Linked DNA regions of Homo sapiens: region 2 is linked to region 1. Evidence: chromatin loops called from intact Hi-C (ENCODE). Cell type or tissue: K562. All regions are shown on one strand. Each heading gives the region's core, and the rest is flanking DNA. Links, peaks and the distances in the headings are about the cores only.

Evidence for each region. Peaks named below come from ENCODE experiments on the same cell type or tissue, not always from the same donor. Only the 100,000 strongest peaks of a DNase experiment are listed, where the experiment ranks them.
Region 2: it touches region 1 in a loop (14-fold over the local background); 3 of 110 quality-filtered maps call a loop at or near these places.

Annotation. Positions count from the first base shown.
Region 1 is chr16:6,015,466-6,018,278 of GRCh38, reverse strand. It overlaps a transcript of RBFOX1 not described here. Among named protein-coding and RNA genes, the nearest start is that of RBFOX1, 2.2 kb to the left of the region's middle. In K562, for the core only: a CTCF peak has its summit at 1,594 (motif pointing left); a DNase peak (open chromatin) is centred at 1,548.
Region 2 is chr16:6,080,476-6,083,288 of GRCh38, reverse strand. The region is part of intron 1 of RBFOX1 (RNA binding fox-1 homolog 1); the gene reads right to left. Among named protein-coding and RNA genes, the nearest start is that of RBFOX1, 63 kb to the right of the region's middle. In K562, for the core only: a CTCF peak has its summit at 1,744 (motif pointing right); a DNase peak (open chromatin) is centred at 1,738.

The DNA.
Region 1 (2,813 bases), core at 99-2,598:
TCCCACTCTGGACTGGAGTGAGAAACTCTGCTCTTCCCCTACCTTTTCCTTTCCCTCCCTCCCTTCCTTCCTCCCTCCCTTTCTTCCTTCCTCCTTTCCTCCCTTCCTTCCTTTCTCCCTTCCTCTTTTTTCCACAAATATTCCAGGGGGTTTTGTTGTACAATAAAGTCAGTCTGAGGTTCAGTGAGTTGTAATTTGTTCAAGGTCACATAGCTGGCAAGGAACCAGGACTCCCCAGGCAGTCTACCTCATTTTATGTGGCACCACCCTGCCTTCTGAAGGGCAGGTGGCATTGGACAAGGCCAGATTCCAGCCTTGAGCACTTGATCTGAGGCGCCTGTTCATTTTCCCATCCTGTGATGTGACTGTGTTTGCACTTATACCATGGATCCTCTTATAAGAAATGCTGTAAGCTTTCCAAAACAGGGGGCCATGTGATGTGCATTCCTTTGTACTAGATGTACGTGTATTTCCTAGCGCCCATCAAGGAGCAGATTCCTTAAGGGTTCCTCTTGCAATCCTATCGGGCTGCGGTTTCTTTCAACCTCAGAATAAAAGAAAGGGAACTTCTGCCTATAACTATATTACTTTTTAAAGCACGCAATATTTAATCATCATTTGAAAAAGTAAGTTTGCAAAATCCAGAAAGATATCTTTATCATTGGTCCCAGCGATTTTGCAATTTGGGTTGATTTTTACCATATGTTTCCTTAGGATTCTCTTTGATAATAATATATTTGTATGTAAGCAATTTTTTTTTCTTTATACTAGTCTCATCCTTCAGTGATAGCAAAATGAAACCATAAATCTGGGTTGGTAACATCATAATCATTTCCCCCAGAAACTGTTCACAATGGGAAAACCGCCGAATTTAAATGTAATTGTCTAGCCATGCAGGGAGATGAGATGGGTTGTAAAAGAGGTATTCTCAATTTAAAAGCAAATTATCAATAATGATAGAAGAAATAAATGGCAGTTAACGGGAAATTCTGTTGGAATATACTGTTTTGTGCAAATTCACCAACAGGAATTGTTTGTCTATTCTCCTTCATTTTTTATTCCAGAAAGGAACAAATGAATGCAATCATTCAAGGCAGTAACATCAGCTGTTGTTACATTAAAATGGGTAATTGCTGGGCCCTTTGATTATTTTTAATACATATATATATTTACCATTGGAAATAAAACATATTCATCTATCTGAAAATCAAGTTCAGCTTGAGTCTGCTCTGATTTATTTATTGTAGAGTAGAAATAGGCTTAGATAGATTAGTGATGAGTGTCAGGCATGACTCACTGGTACCTGTATTGCTACATGGCTTAAGAATATGAGTGTGAGAGGCATCCATTACAATTTAAAACAAAATTAGAGTAAAGATCAATATGGCATGCCATTATGCTATTCATTTGGAAAGTATTAGTTTCTTTCTCACAATGACCTTTCGCATTCCAAGTAGAGTTTTTCCTGTCATTTCTCCATGTTGAGCCACTGGAAGATAAATGAGAGGTGCTGAAGTTGACAGCTCCCAGGACAACCTAGGGCCAAGAATCGCCCTGCTATGGTTAGAAAGAACCTGGAGACTTTGGCTCCTCCTACTGGACATGAAAAATACTTTCCAATTTGTGATCTAAGCAAATGTCAAAAATGGTACCTTTCATAAAGCTGGTTTAAAAAGAACAAGGACTTTGTAGCCTTGTGCTTGGCTGAGAGCTCTCTAAAGTGTAAATTTCATCATCTTACTTTAAAACTTAGGATCTTCCTATAGCTCTTCATTATTCCCCAGGATAAGGTCTAAAGTTGTCCATGTGGTTTACCAGCTCCTGGCTCTTTTTAAGTTCACTCTGTGACCCAGGAGGGCTTTTCTCTTGTTGTATCCAATCTTTTGTATATGTTGTTCCTCCAACCAGGAATACCCTTACATACTCTCTTTTCCTGGATAGCTTCTGTTTAGTTTTTAGATCTCCATTTCAATATCACTTTCTCCCTGCCAATCCCTCAACTCCCTACCCAGCCCCCCATAGGCACAGATAAGGTGTTCTTGCGAACTCCTCTAACACCTCCATTTACCTTTACCCTGTCATTTGTCTCAGCTTACTGTAAATGTTGTTCTCTTCTATTAAACTAAAAGGTCTTTACATCAAAGATTTGTTCCCTGATGCACAGCACCAGCCACATAATAAGCTCAATAAATGATAGGTGAACCTTCCTTCTTTCCTGCAGTAGATTGCTGTCTAAATGGGCTAACCACTTTGGAATGAAATGAGAAGTCAACCTGCTCATCCATTTATGTAGTCCTTTGTTCTTTCAGTCATCAAACATGCATCCTTCTTGAGGCTAGTCCCCCATGTAAACCATTTAGTATATAAACTAGACTCAATTTCTGCACTCGAGAAGCGTACAGTCCAATAGCATATGCAGACACATAAATGAGTGATTGCAACTGTCTTGAAACATTTGGCCAATACGGAGCAGGAGCCTATAGCCAGATATGGCAGAAGGGCAGAAGGTCAGGCAAAGCATTCTAGAGAAGATCGTGTCTAAATAGAGAAGATAAATAGGAATTCCACAGAGAGTTGGGTGATGGATATTCCCGAAGGAGAATACAGCTTATGAAAGTGCCTGAAGCAAAACAGCATAGCTCCTTCTAGGAACAGCAAATCTGTTCAATATAAATAGAGTCCTGTTGAAGTTAAGGGGCTGGACAATGGTGAAAGAGCCAAGAGAGTAGAAGCTGGAACTAAAGATATGGGCTAGGGAAGGCCCAAGGCAGGCTCTGAAATGATTTGTAAGGCGTATTTGCTTTACCACAGGC
Region 2 (2,813 bases), core at 226-2,725, 65 kb before region 1:
GCTCACGCCTGTAATCCTAGAACTTTGGGAGGCCGAGGCGGGCAGATCACTTCAGGTCAGGAGTTCAAAACCAGCTTGGCCATCATGGTGAAACCCCATCTCCACTAAAAATACAAAAACTTAGCTGGGCAAGGTAGTGCATGCCTCTGGTCCCAGCTACTCAGGACGCTGAGGCAGGAGAATCGCTTGAACCTGGGAGGAGGAGGTTGCAGTGAGCCGAGATCATGCCACTGCACTCCAGCCTGGGTGACAGAGCAAGACTCCATCTAAAAAACAAACAAACAAACAAACACACAAACAAAAATTTGCTGATGGATCAGTCTTCCCCATTACAGCACGACCCTCTTGAGAGCAGTGATTGGGTGAGTCTGTAGAGCAGGGGTGCTATGGGCTAGGCTCCGTGATAAGCACTTCCTATGACACCCGTGGGATCTGGGCTATTGGGTCCAAGTGCATCATCTTGCAGCTATGTAAGGTAGGCCCTGCTAGTTACAAGCCAAACTGATATCCTCAGGGTATTCTCTCTTCCTGCCTCAGCCCTAGTTCTATTTGAGTGATCATTCTCTGTGTGCTCAGAGAACATTGTCCCTTCCTTGGGAATCATTCTAACTAATCAAAGCAAAGCTTATCATTCCGTCCCTATTGCCAGCATTTGGTTTAGGCACAGGCATGTGATACAAACCTGGTCAAGGGGATAAAGAGAAGGTCTGCTAAGGGCTGTTAGCCCTTAGCCCTATTTGAAAGGGAAAAGACAAGCATCTTTGCTGTCCTACTGAGGATTAAAAAGCTAATAAAAGCATAGTGCCTAAAATGCACTGGAGGCTGGGCACGGTGGCTCAAACCTGTAATCCCAGCACTCTGAGGTCAGGAGTTCAAGATCAGCCTGGTGAGACCCCATGACTACTAAAAATCCAAAAAAAAAAAAAAAAAAAAAAAAAAAATTAGCCAGGTGTGGTGACAGGCACATGTAATCCCAGCTACTTGGGAGGCTGAGGCAGGAGAATCGCTTGAATCTGGGAGGCAGAGGTTGCAATGAGCCGAGATTGCACCACTACACTCCAGCCTGGGTGACAGAGTAAGGATCCATCTCAAAAAAAAAAAAAAAAAAAAAAGCACTGGTATTGGTAAGTGACCAACAAATCATAAGTTGTTTAAATTTCTCATTGGTTCCCACAACAACCTCTGAATCAGGTACCACCAAAATCCTCATTATACAGACACAGACACCAAGGCTCAGAGCCATACGGTTGAAAACAGTTGAAGCTCATATTCAAAACTATGCTTTGACTCCACACTCAAAATATTAACCACACACCATGTGACTATAATCCCTCCTTCCTGAAAATCCCAGCCACTCATGCAGGACCTGGAATAAATTGGGACTAGGAGGATGTTTGTTCAAATGGACTTAACTCCAGGGCTCAATTACAAGGACTAGGACTCTCAAGAAACCAAGCGTAGCTGCAGGTAGCTGGAATCTACCAACAATGGAAAGAGAGGCACACGGCTGTTCACTTTGTTCTTTGGGTATTCCATTAACCTTGGGACTTCTGCTATTGCTAGATACCTTCTTCCCCATTTAGCTCAACTTTCATTTAAAAGTCAGTTTCAAAAATAAATAAATAAATAAAATCAGCCAACCTCACATGAAGCTAGGAACCCCAGGTTCAACCTCACGGGAAGCTCTTTGTAATGGTTAAGAATCACCTTCAGTGGAAAACCAGCTGTTCCCATTCATGAGCAACAGGGGGCAGCAGAGAGCAACAAACCACTTGGTCCCTACAATATTGAAAAGGGGAAGAGGAGGAAGAAAACCAACCACCTTCATCTTCAGCTCAGAAGCATCCTAGTGTAAAAATGTCTCAAAATGTGTAGGCAAATTCACATTCCCAGGCATCCGACAGAGAAACAAGATAACAGAGACCTGAACTCCGGAATGTTATACTAATCATTTCAGCACCCAGGGGACGAGCCCAGCCAGTCTTGGGGGAACCTTGTCCAATGAGAGATGATCTTGGCTGAGCTGAAAGGGGTAGGCGCTTTTAACCTGAACCAACACACCTTGTTAAACTCTCATTTTGTTTCAGATTTAAATGTGTCCCGGGAACAGCCTTCATCAGTCTGCTAAAGTGTATCTGAAAGACGCCCTATGAGAAATCATTGGTCTATTTTTAAATACCCAGGGCAAAGGGACACCATGCTCCACATTCATTTAAAATCCAGTTTTATTAGACCAATCAACCTCACATGACTCCGTCAAGTAAATAAAATTCCCCTCTCAGGAGGCTTCAAGCCATGACAAACAGTCTTCAAATTGGTGGTACTAGGATTTAGATTTGTGGTTCTGGGTGTTTCCAAATGCAGACTATGTCTTTGATTTTCTCTTCAAATACTTTAAAATTAATAGATTGATATTAAACAGGAAAACAAGCAGCTTTTTCACGTACACACATCAAAGGGCACTGAAAATGTGGCACCAGCCTGTGGAATTGGCCGGTTACCAAAAGTCTGTTTCGAACCCTCAACAACACTTTCCCTAAAAATGTGGCATTCTTTTAATAGTATTTCTCTTGCTTTTCATATTTAATAAATTATTCATTCAGAGAAGAGTACATCTTTTAAAAATATATACCCCTGTTCATAAACGAGTCACTTCCAACTCAGCCCAAGTTGGTGCTATGTGTCATTTGATGTAAAGAATCTTTTTATTTTTCCTTTGCAGTAAATATCCCTATCTTAATTATGCATTCATTGTAAGTTTCTTCAATCAATGTTTGCCTCCCCCTCCAGACTTGAGGCTCCCTGAGGATCAC